Linked DNA regions of Homo sapiens: regions 2 and 3 are each linked to region 1. The links are chromatin contacts, found by Hi-C or POLR2A ChIA-PET in ENCODE. All regions are on one chromosome and are shown on one strand. The core of a region is the stretch at or near the end of the contact, and the rest is flanking DNA. Distances in the headings are between cores, read along the strand shown. Region 1 has its middle 34 kb from the start of LINC02946. Region 2 has its middle 31 kb from the start of NCK2. Region 3 has its middle 34 kb from the start of LINC02946.

What was found. A loop is a pair of places that touch in the nucleus more often than their neighbours do. ChIA-PET counts read pairs that join two places held with the same protein, here RNA polymerase II (POLR2A). Pooled maps may share reads with other maps.
Region 2: a loop to region 1 is called in a map of PC-3, with 4 times the contacts of the local background. The contact joins two enhancer-like sites. A Hi-C loop is called at or near these places in 2 of 168 maps with a recorded cell type or tissue (Calu3 and PC-3) and 2 of 50 pooled maps. POLR2A ChIA-PET finds 5 or more read pairs at or near these places in 2 of 52 experiments (RWPE1 and activated naive CD4-positive, alpha-beta T cell).
Region 3: a map of PC-3 shows a loop between it and region 1 (5-fold over the local background). The contact joins two enhancer-like sites. A Hi-C loop is called at or near these places in 2 of 168 maps with a recorded cell type or tissue (K562 and PC-3) and 3 of 50 pooled maps. POLR2A ChIA-PET finds 5 or more read pairs at or near these places in 5 of 52 experiments (HEK293, PC-3, PC-9 and 2 more).

What each region holds. Positions count from the first base shown.
Region 1 is chr2:105,642,722-105,646,673 of GRCh38, reverse strand. No RefSeq gene overlaps it. Among named protein-coding and RNA genes, the nearest start is that of LINC02946, 34 kb to the right of the region's middle. Within about 2 kb of position 2,258, at least 3 of the 41 ENCODE cell types and tissues checked have a DNase peak (open chromatin) inside an H3K27ac peak, as active enhancers do.
Region 2 is chr2:105,711,500-105,715,451 of GRCh38, reverse strand. No RefSeq gene overlaps it. Among named protein-coding and RNA genes, the nearest start is that of NCK2, 31 kb to the left of the region's middle. Within about 2 kb of position 2,136, at least 2 of the 41 ENCODE cell types and tissues checked have a DNase peak (open chromatin) inside an H3K27ac peak, as active enhancers do.
Region 3 is chr2:105,574,772-105,578,723 of GRCh38, reverse strand. No RefSeq gene overlaps it. Among named protein-coding and RNA genes, the nearest start is that of LINC02946, 34 kb to the left of the region's middle. RefSeq lists an enhancer at 1,296-2,194. Within about 2 kb of position 2,208, at least 7 of the 41 ENCODE cell types and tissues checked have a DNase peak (open chromatin) inside an H3K27ac peak, as active enhancers do.

The DNA of each region.
Region 1 (3,952 bases), core at 1,009-3,508:
AATAATGTTCTCCACTCTGGCACGGACCTTCTATGCAAGCTGGGAACAGATCGCTGCCAATACTTATTTAGCAAGGTTGTGAGTCCTATCTGCTCCATCTTAACGATTATGGTTTTATTCATCATCTGGGTACTAGAAATCAATGGTCTCAAAGGTGTGGAGAGATGTTAGAGTTCCCTGCTGTCCTTCGTAGCATGGCTTAAAGGCACTAAGTTTATTGTGGCGTTTGTCATGCCATTGAACTGTTTACATTCCTGTTACTGAAATCACAGTTTAAGTGGATGTGTCCCTATGCAGAACAAATCCTAACACCCTTATGACTAGCTGAAGAGAGGAGGCAACATTCATTTCACAGAATAAATCAGGTGTGCTAGGAGCTTAGTGAGAGGCAGCCTCATTTAGTCCACGGGAGTCTTAAAATAGATTCTTTATCAGATGAGTAATTTCCAGTTTTTCTTTTTCTCTCTTCACTGCCTCTCTCCCATCCCTTAAACATTATAGAAATACCTTCTCCAAGACTACAGTGAGAAACCAATGTGAGAGAAATGCTTTAGAACAACTATTTTTGGAAAACATATGTCTAAGCTATATAAGGGACATCTGGTGAAGGCTTTTTTTTTTTGGAATATTCTCTGCATGTAATAGGTGCACAGTTAAAGAGGCATATTGACTGCTGCAATGCCTCCTGTCTCTTGATCGACAAGGACTTCAGCTTGCTAGCTGTTTGGATCCTGTCTTTACTGTGTAACAACAGTCCTGTTCATTCACATTCATTTATTATTAATTCCTATGTAGCAGGTGTGCACTAGAAAATGGGAAGTCAAAAGATGAATAAGAATCCTCTCCCCCTGCACCCAGCCTTTCAGGAACTGATCATCTGAGAGGGACACTGGCCCTGCAAACCGGGCTCCCTGAAGCAGGGAGAGTGACTGGGAGGATCTGCATAACACCTTGCGCCCCCAGGGCGCATTGTGGTCTGGCATTTGAGGCTGATGACTCTTGTGAAGGAAGCAGTCAAGACTGTGATGTGGATTTTAAAGACGAGCAAAAATGGAAGACTCCCTAATTAAAAGACAACTCCGAAGACGATTTTCCCAGAAGCTTTTACAGAGTGTAACAACAGAATTTTGCTTTCTGAGCAAATTCTCTGGGTCCCCAGAGCCATCTGCTAAGGAGTGGGTCCCGGAGACACTGGCGGACGTGCTGGCGACTGAGCATGCTTACCGCCTGGGGTGGGCTTTCTGCTTCCAAGATAGAATGTAACAGGACTCAGAAGCAATGCTCATGCTTCTGCTGGAGTGGATGAGGATGATGGGAGTGGGGGAGTGAATGTTCCCTGTGAGCCCGAGTGGGAGGAGAGGGAGCGGGGGCCTCTCCCTCTGATTCACTGGGTGCCCCCTTGGATGTGGGAGTTGGGGACCTTGAGACCATCCTGGTGGGACCTCTCTTTGCCGTGGCTGCATGGGCAGCACAAAGCATTTCTCAAGGCCTTGCAAGCAAAGTTGTCTTGAATGATGACCCACTTTAAATAAATGCCCTCAGAATAAAGTACAGGGAGGGGTGGCAAAAGGCGGATCCCCTGGGCTCGCCACACCTCACAAGACGCCCACCAGTTTGAGTAAAATGCGGGCCTTCTTTTCTGCTCAGAGGGGACTGTTGCACCTGGGCCAGCCAGAAACAGGTAGTCCTTTTTTCCCCTCCTTCTATTCTCACGTTTTATAATTTCATAGAACTTCCATGAGCACATAGTTAGCACCGTTTTGCCCATTATCTCAGTGATTCTTCACAGTCCTGTCTGTTTGGGGTTTATTACCCACACTGCAGCAAGCAGGGAAGTTAGCAGTCCAGAGGCACTCATCTGGGAGGTGGCAGAGTCCGGCTTTGAATGCAGGTTTATTTCTACTGAAACCAGCTGAGACTAGGTAGCAACCACAGAGGTCCACCCCGATTCGTCTGAAAAGAGAAAGGGCTGCCGTGGTTCAACACCATTGTGTTCAAAATTGGGAAAAGCTGAATAAAAAAGAAACATCTCGTAGGAAGGAAGCCAAATCTTACTCGAGTCATCCTGTTTGGTATTTTGTTTGCTTTTCTCTAAAAATGTGAGTTTTGTGCCTTCGTTGTTGACATTATTTTGTTTGAGTTAAACATCTGCTGCGTGCCAGGCACCGTTTCGCACTCAGGTTTTCTGACGCCAAGTCTAGTGAATTTTTAATTTAGGCACAGCTGCCTTAACCCATCGCCTCACTCCTGCCTCCCCCTCCAATTTCTCATGCTGTAATTCATTCCAGGCAATAAAGGATGTGGAGTTTGCTTGTGCTCCTTGGGCATGAGTAAGTGGGATGTGTCTTTCGGTATTCTGGGAAACCATAACTGGGACGGCTCATCTTTGCAAGAAAATGCAAGGCAACAAACACTTAGGAAGCCAGAGTCCTCTTCCTTCACCGCGTGGGTTATGCACCATCCCAGGCTTGGTAAAGTAGCATCCTTGTCCAGAAGTTTCATTTGTGGTACAATAATCACATGCCAGAGTTTTCCGGTCAGCAAAAACAGAAAATTGTCCCTTTCTTGGGGTCTGCAGAAATATCAGTCTCCAAAGTCATTAATTTTTTCTCAAAGCGGTCAGGCATGTGGACAGAGGACAACAATAGACCTCTCTCTCCCCGGAGTCAGGACCCTTCAGAAACTGCGATTTTGATTGTCACTGAATAAACCGCCACTGTGTCATTTGGAGATAAATACAAACAAGTGCTTTGTAACGGGGAGAAAAGTGTTGTTCTCAAAGAGCCGAGGGTCCCTAAAATGCAGCCTCTGCAGTCACCCCTTTCAAGATCTCGCAAAGAACCAAGAGGGGAGTGTAAACAAGACCTTCATTTTTTATTTCTTGGTTTCTTAAACTAAAAATACCAACTTTGCCTGGAAAAACTACCCGAGCTTGTCTGGGCATTAGCATCTAGGGAACGTTCCTCATTTGAACACCTGGAGTTGTTTGTTATTCATTTGCAAGAATTTCCTTACAGCTATTTTATAGACACCCGGGATGGGCTGTTCTGAAAATCAACTGGAATGTTTATACAGAGCTGTGCTTCCTGTGATTACAACATGATGAAGGGTTAGAGACCATCACTGTCGCCTCAGTTTGGAAAAAAGAAAATGCACGGTGCATGAGAGGCAGCTTATGTAGTCTCAAACTTACTGTCTTGCTCTCGTTCTAAATATTCGGGGAAAGAGAAAAATTCTGGGAAAGAAGGACTCTGATAGTTCTTGATCATTCCATTTGCCTTGGCTTTTGGATTGCAGCATTTACTGTCTACTTTGCCTTGACAAATCTATCTGGTTAAACAAAGCATACTACTTGCCTTCCTTTGGCTACACCTGTAATGGAGTATCACATCCTGATAGGCTTCACACTTTGGCTGGGAATAGTCAAGGTTTTCGTTTGGAGTTTCGGAAGCCACACAAAAAAATGCCACAGAGATTCTTTTTCAGATGACCATAAACCCTCATCTCTCGCCTGATCGAGTTTGGGTAAAGTGAACGTATTTTCCATGTGTTGGTCTCTTTCTCCAATTGGACATTGCTGCATGTAAGTCCCAGCGGGTCATGGTGTGATATCCAAACCATACTGGCAAGAAATGTCCAGCTCCTGGAGCCTGAGAGCTCCTGATGGGGGGGGTCACATAATAGCAAGCCCTAAGGAGGAGTTTGATGTGGACAATGTGCTGTGAGGTATATCTTCCTGGCTATTGACATTGTGAATTAACTCCTCCCTAATGAACACTTCTACTTAATGACCACAGGACTGTGTAATGATAGTGGAAGGAAGTACTTGCCCCGGGCCTGACCGCCTGCTGTCTTCCTCACCCTGATCCAACCTTCCCTCCTCTAAGCCTTTCTCCCTTGCACCTACTCTTTGCACCTTACTCTGTCTTCAAGTCCTATATCTCCCTTCATC
Region 2 (3,952 bases), core at 887-3,386, 69 kb before region 1:
CTCCAAGTGGTGATGTTGAGTAGACAGGTGGATGAGACACAGCCATGCTGCATTTTTTTTTTTTTTTGAGATGGAGTCTCGCTCTGTTGCCCAGGCTGGAGTGCAGTGGCGCTATCTTGGCTCACTGCAAGCTCCACCTCCCGGGTTCACGCCATTCTCCTGCCTCAGCCTCCCGAATAGCTGGGACTACAGGCGCTCACCACCACACCTGGCTGATTTTTTTTGTATTTTTAGTAGAGATGGGGTTTCACCTTGTCAGCCAGGATGGGCTTCATCTCCTGACCTCGTGATCTGCCCGTCTCAGCCATGCTGCATTTTAAAGAAATATTCATATCAATATTTAACTATTGAAGGCCTGGGTTATTATTGACTCCTTAGCATTACGTTACGTTCTTTGCTTCCATTGCAGTTTTCCTTTTATTTTAGAGACAGTCCTACAGTTTTGGGTCTCAAAGGTCCAGATGAGTCTGTACCCTGGGTGCTGTGTCTACGGTGCATCAAATGGGCTGGCAGAGTGAACACTACTCCTTTTCCCTGAGCTCCTTTCCAGCTCCACCTAGGCCACTGTCCCCATTGTACCCTCTGCAACTCACCCAGACCCATCTCCCCCATTTCCTCTAAATAGCCTGGGTGTCCCCCACATTGGCAGCCTTCTTTCAGGCTGTCAGGCTTCCCTAATGCCAAGTGCCACCTCCCTCATCTTCTTACATGTTTGTCAATGAAAGGACTGAAGACACACAAAGGTAAATATCACCAAATGATAGAAGCTGTGCCATGGTATGGGCTTCTGATTGTCTTCTGCATTTTTGAGGAATTCTGTAGTTGAGTTACATTGTTCAAACATCATATTTACCTATTGAAAGTACATTATTTTTCTTTCCTTCCAAATTAACTGCAGAGAGCTTGATTGTAACAGTCTGACCTGGCTGTTGGCTTTTTAGTTGACATACACCTGCTAGAGATTTGTGTTATAATGAAAGTACCGCTGGGATTGTCTTCCTTCGACCTCCACTGAAATGCTGGGGATTTAACGTTCTGATGGCATTTGGAGATGAGCCAACTCATAAACGAATCGAAAATGATAGTTGTGTGTTTTCTGCAAAATGAAACCTTGAGCTCTTAGACAGAAAGGTCCATTCCCCCAAGCAGAGCTTAAGAGGTTGTGACGGATTTGTTTCTGAGCATATGGTAAAAAGAGAAGTCTGAGCCCCAACTTGTTTACCTGTCTGGTGGCTGGTTGGGACCCAGGGTGGTAGGTGGGTCTGGGGGAAAATGTGCATGAGAACATGTCAAAGGGAGTGTGACAGAACTCCAGGGTGTCTAGGATGAGTCGTCCTGGCTTCAAATTCTTGCCCTCTGTGACCCAAGACACATTTCTTAATATTTGGCCCTCTGTGTCTTTATTTTAAAACTAGGGGTAATACAAACTGTCATCGGGCTTGTGCATGTGTGCAAGGACTTTGAGCATTTGGAACACAGGTGTGCCTGACCCATTATGCTCACAGTAAATATTAATTTCCCTTCTTATCGTTGGAATATTATATACTATTTGACGTGTTATTGATACAAGAAATCCATACCCTGAGGTGGTTTGTAAAAGATTTTGTTGATATCAGAGATGCTTAACACTCACCTGGTTCTCAAATAACCGGGCTGAATGTTTGTATGATGACAACTGATAGTTACAGAATGCAAGCTGGGAGCCTCGGCACCTTGTGTCTATTTACCTGACAGTCCGAGGAGGTGAGAATGGAGGTGAACATCCCCCTCTAACAGTGAGGAAGAAATCAGGGAGACTTGAGCAAAATGGCCAGATGTGAGCTGGTGAGGTGCTTGGACCCTGACATGGCACAGTCTATAACCAGGAGAGACAGGTTTTGGAGAGGCTGCCCGGGCTCTCCCTACTGCACCATGCTACCCTCCTGCGAATGCCCATCCGTTCATATTACCTCTGTCTTTGTGGATGTGAAAGTCCCTATCAAAGGACACCCAGTTCCTAAATATACAAGTAGCCTCTGCTGAGTCAGCCCTGTTGACTAGGCACATGCAAAGATCTTAATTCACTGTGACTGTAACACAGCTATTTTCACCCTTCCTGTTTGACTATTAGACTCACAGTGACATTGCAAACACATGGCACAACTGAAATAAAGCATTCCTGGAAGCTAGCTTTGCAGCAGGATTGTCAGGACAAGTATTGTGTATCCAAAGGTCCTCTCCTCTGTTCTGTTGAGCCCCAGCCCTACGGAGTGACCCCAGAAAATGCTTTCCTTCCAATTTCATCATTTACGGTCTCTGCCAAGCACCTCGCCAGCTCACATCTGGCCACTTTGCTCAAGCAGCATGGGTGAGTCAATACCTTGAATCATTCAACAGAGGCATGTCAGGATGTCAAAGTCAGCTCCTGCTCTGCTGGAAGGTGTTAAATTTCAGTGCATTTCTGTAAAGACCTCCTCAGGTCTGTATGGTTTTGAAATATCAAGACCCCATATTCATCTCTTTTACCACTGTTGACATCTGACCCACTAAAAATTGCCTCTGAATCTTGTTCAAACATTTGAACTTCTCTATCTTATTGTTTCTGATGCTCAAGAGAATGTCAACGAACAGCAGGAATCTGATGGCTCTATCAGTAGTCCCTATGCATTGTCTCCTTGGCTAGGGATCCCTCTTAAGCTCTGTGCATGAACAAAAGCAAAATCTGTGTCCAGAAATTCCAGCATGAGTACACACAGGAAAAGACCACAGGAGAGTGTTTGCTGATGAAACTGGCATTCCTCAAACATGGAAGGTGGTATCTATTCAATAAATGCCAGATGCCTGAGGTAACTCGCTGCAGGAAGTGACAGCTGGGGTGGGGAAGGAGGAGGAGGAAAATTGGCTAAATTAAAATTTAGATCAGCGTTAACACTCTTACCCGTGTGAAACTCGCAATGCAATCTTAAATGAGCTAAAATTCTTTGGGATCAAAATACTGTCTGGCCAGCATTTGTATCACACTACCTGTGTTGCACTCCCTGCCATTCCCATCTGCTCTGCTTGGTACCCAAATGCAGTGAACAGCAGATGACTCACTGCTCCCCCTTGACAGGGGAATCATCTCTCCAGGGCCTTTCACACTTGGTGGCCACTGGAACCCCCAGGGGGGTGGGGTGCTTATTAGAGGCAGATGCTGGGCTGGACATGGTGGCTCATGCCTATAATCCCACCACTTTGGGAGGTTGAGGTGGGTGAATCACTTGAGCCCAGGAGTTGGAGAGCAGCCTGGGCAACTTGGTGAAACACCATCTCTACAAAATACATAAAAATGAGCTGGTATGGTGGTGTGCACCTGAAGTCCTAGCTACTTGGAAGGCTGAGGTGGGAGGATCAATTAAGCCTGGGAGGTCAAGGCTTCAGTAAACTGTGATTGAGCCACCATACTCCAGCCACACTCCACGACACTCCAGCCACCACACTCCAGCAAAACTCTGTCTCAGACACACACACACACACACACACACACACACACACACACCCCAAAAAGCCAAAGACAGATGCTGGGCCAAGCCCCTGCATGTCTAAATCAAAATGCTGGGGCGAAGCCTGAGAATTTGCTTTTTTGGTAATTCCTTGGAGATGCTGATGCTGCTGGCCCACAGGCCACACTTTGAGAACCACTGGTCCATGTAAGCATAGACTGTGAATTTCTTTTACCTTTTGTAAATCCAGTAGCACTTGATTAAAGGTGGGAAAGAAATTGGCTTTGGAATCAGAGAAACCTGGGCTAGAATCCCAGCCCTGCCAATTACCAGCTGTGTAAACTAGAGAAATCACTTAATCACTAGGAGTGTCTGATTCTTTATCTGTAAGATTTAGATAATAAAAATCACCTGACAGAGTTGTTGCAAGGATACAAAGTCTGCCTAGATTACACAAATATTAGCTAATAAAATCTCTGCTACCCCAGACT
Region 3 (3,952 bases), core at 959-3,458, 68 kb after region 1:
ACTCAATTTTAGGCATCCCTGCCCACATGCTTACTCTTAAAACTGTTTATTTTCTCAGGCTCCAAAAGGAAGAACCTGGACCTCTTCGGGGTAAAGATGTTAGCTACCACCTTAAATAAGCCTGTATCTTCAGCCCCAAAATGAGCCATCAGACAGGACCATGTGCATGGCAGGATGCAGGCTTGTCATCTCAGGTGATCTCCCTGGCATTGCACCTGGGCTGGGGCAGAGAGGAGCGTGGCCCATGACAGCATCACACGATACAAAAATCCAGAAAAATGGCCTATAAGGCCAGCTGTGTGATGCAGCAGGAGAACAGGTTCACACCAGGAAAGACATGGGCAGGTGTGAGCCTTTGAGGATGGGAAGCCGCCCTTATCAGTGTTTGCAGTTGGGGTGAGGTGTTTGTGCAAAACCAGGCTTCAAAACTGACAGTCAATCATCACGTGTCCCTCACCTGAAGTATTTATCATTTCTATGTATTGGGTCATTTCAAACCCTCCCTTCTAGGTATTTTGAAATATACAATACATTGTCATTAAATATAGTAATCCTACTCTGCTATTGAGCTTCAGAACTTATTTCATCTAAAATAAATCATTCTACCAAAAAGACACATACACTCGTATGATGATCATAGTGCTATTCCCAATAGCGAAGACATGGAATCAACCCAGGTGCCCAACAATGGTGGGCTGGATAAAGAAAACGTGGTCCTTATACATCATGGAATACTATGCAGCCATAAAAAAGAACAAAATCAGATCCTTGACAGCAATAGGGATGCAGCTGGAAGCCATTATCTTAAGTGACTTAATGGAGGAACAGATAAGCAAATACCAAATATTCTCACTTATAAGTGGGAGCTAAACACTGGATACTCATGAACATTTAGATGGCAGCAATAGACACTGAGGACTGCTAGAGGGGGGACGAAGGGGAAGGAACAAATGCTGAAAAAGTACCTATTGGGTACTATGTTCACTACCTGGGTGATGGGATGAATCATACCACAAACCTCAGCATCATGTAACATACCCTTGTAACACACCTCCACATGTACCCCGAATCGAAAAGTTTGAATTACTTTACTAAAAAAACTTATTTATCACGAGGTCAGGAGATCAAGAGCATCCTGGCTAACATGGTAAAACCCTGTCTCTACTAAAAATACAAAAAATTAGCTGGGCATGGTGGCGGGCGCCTGTAGTCCCAGCTACTCAGGAGGCTGAGGCAGGAGAATGGCGTGAACCTGGGAGATAGAGCTTGCAGTGAGCCGAGATCAAGTCACTGCACTCCAGCCTGGGCGACAGAGCGAGACTCCATCTCAAATAAAAAAAAAAAAAGAAAGAAAAAAAACCTTATTTCTTCTTTCTAACTTATGTTTGTACTGACTTAATCATTACACATTCTGTGCATGTAAAAATATTCCACATACCTCATAAATGTGTACAATACTATGTATCAAAAATAAAAATAAATAAAAATTTAAAACTGTTAGTCAAAGAGAAAGTAGCCCAAGGACATGAAGAGGAGGGTGTGAGTCAGGATCTGTACAGATCGTGGGAAACGGAGCTTTAAGTCAGGGCAGCAGGAGGCCCTGAGGCCTGGAAGGGGTCAGGGCCAGCTCAGCAAAGGGCAGAAGTGGAGAGTAGCACTGGCCTCTGGCTTGTCTTTCCTTCTAGTCAACCAGGCTTCCAGCGTCCCCCACCCCCGGATCATGCAGAGGACAGAGCCTGGGCCTCACACCAGGGAAACTCACTCTAGTGCCACCTCTGCCCCACACAGCTCTGTGGCCTCGAAAAGTCCTTCTTTCCTCACTGGCCTCAGATTCCCTACCTGGACAGCCCACTTTGGACTTCCCATGGGCCTGGGCCCCTTCCAACTCTCACGTTCTCTCCCTAGTGGCGGTCCCCCGTCCCTGTTTTCACAAGGTGGGCTTGGAGGCAGGGCCCACCTGAGTGTGTGATGTCAAGGCAATTCAAGACCGGAGGGAGCTTGAGCTCTTAAGAAAGACCACACTCATAGGAGCTTACGAGACACACACTTGTGGATTTCAGAAAGTGTGTAGCTCATCGTTCTGGATCTGAAATACGTCAACAAATCTCTTTGTTTGTCTCTTTGTCCTGGAGATCTTTTCACAGAAAGGAACTGCAAACACCTCACCAATTTAAGTGACTTAGTCTTAATTCTTCATGACCTCTAGTGGCAGAAGAAGGACTCTGCTATTTGATTTTTCCAGGTAATCCTCTTTCACCCTTGCCTCCTCATTTCTCTGGAATCTCTTTCGTGTCCCCACAGTTTCCCACTCCCGTCGCGTCTGTTCTCCTTCAGACCATCTCGCAACCCACTGGCACGTCCCCATAGCCTCAGAAATCACCTCTCTGACTGCCCCCCCACCCGCTCCCTCCAGCCCTCCTCCCCCTGCTCACAGAGCAGTCAAGGAACGTCCTGGGCACTGGGGTCCATACAAGAATGAAGGAACGCGCCGCACACTGTGGCCCCCGGGCTGCCAAGCCTGCCCTGACTGAGCAGGGCACCTGGCGTCCATGCCCTTTATGCAGAGTCATTGGTGTGGTGGGGTGGGGTCAGCACCTCAGAGCCCCTGTGGGGTCTAATGCACTCTGTTACCCTCCTAAAAGATGAGGTACAGGCACTCTGTTACCCTCCTGAAATCCAAAAAGTACTGAATTCCGAAATACAACAGGCCCTGGGTGTTGAAGAAGGAAATGAAAGCCTTCGAGAAGGGCACTGTTGGTTTCCCACTCAGATTCCTTGTTCCCGATGGGCCCCTTTGGAACCTCTCTCTCTCCCTTTTCCTCTCCCTTTCCTTCTCTCCGCCCCCTCTCTGTCTCCATTATTGGATGGGTTTGGGAACGACATATGGCCCTGCCTGCCTCTGGCTGCGATCCTGCAACCATGCCGGGAGCCAGACCTTGGCTGAAGCTCACACAGAAAGTGGCAGAACAGAGAAACAGAAAGAAACTAGGTCCTTGAGGGTATCTTTGAGCCACTAATCTTGCCAAGCCTGGACCCACCCTCCCTCTGAACTTGCAGTTCTATGAGATAATACACTTTCTTATTGTTTGAGTTGGTCTTTTTTGCTTTCACTTTGAAGTGCAGATCCCATCCTTGCATACGCAGCTTAGAATTATTCTCCATCGTCTTCAGGATAAAGTGCTTCCACCTCAGCTCCGCTCAGAACAGAGCTCATGGTCCCCATCCCTCCTCCTGCTACCTCCTCCCTACCCCTGAGCATCCATCACTGCTAGTCCCTCAAGTAGACTCTCTCCTCCAGCAGCATAAAAACTACCTGCAGCTCCCCTGACTCTCCTGTGGCTTCACTCCTTCTTGCCTTTGAGAAGGATACTCCCTTCTGGAATGTGCTTTCTTTATTGTCAATCCCATGCACATTCTGCCTCAAAATTCTAAGCATTACCTTCTCTGGGAACCCCTTCTTAGTTCCCAGGGAGCAGGCTAGCAAAGGGGTTGAGAGGACAAGCCGAGGTTGAGAGAGGAGAGGACATTGCCAAGAATGGAAATCTGAAAACAGGAAAGATGGAAAAAAATTGGGTCATGGAGGTCCTGGATCAAGCTTCACCTGAAGGCAAATCTATTTTCAGGCTTTAAGTCTTTGTGAGTTTTAAATTTCCTGTATTGTTTATGTTCCTTGGGGTTAGTTTTGTTCATTTGTTTCTTGCAACTAAAAGCATTCCAAAATGCTTTTCCAAAATTCAGGTCTCTTAGGCTTTACCAAGGACTGGCAGCTTTTCAAGAGCAAGAACAAGAGCCATAGATTATTTAGTTTTCTAAGCCCTGTGTTAGAAGACACGCAGTAAGAGCTGGTTGAAATTAAATAAGCTTCTCCCTTTGGTAAGTTTTGGTTTATACATATATTTCAAAAATTCAGTTCTCAACATTGTTGGTTCAAAGAAAAAAATTACTGAATTCT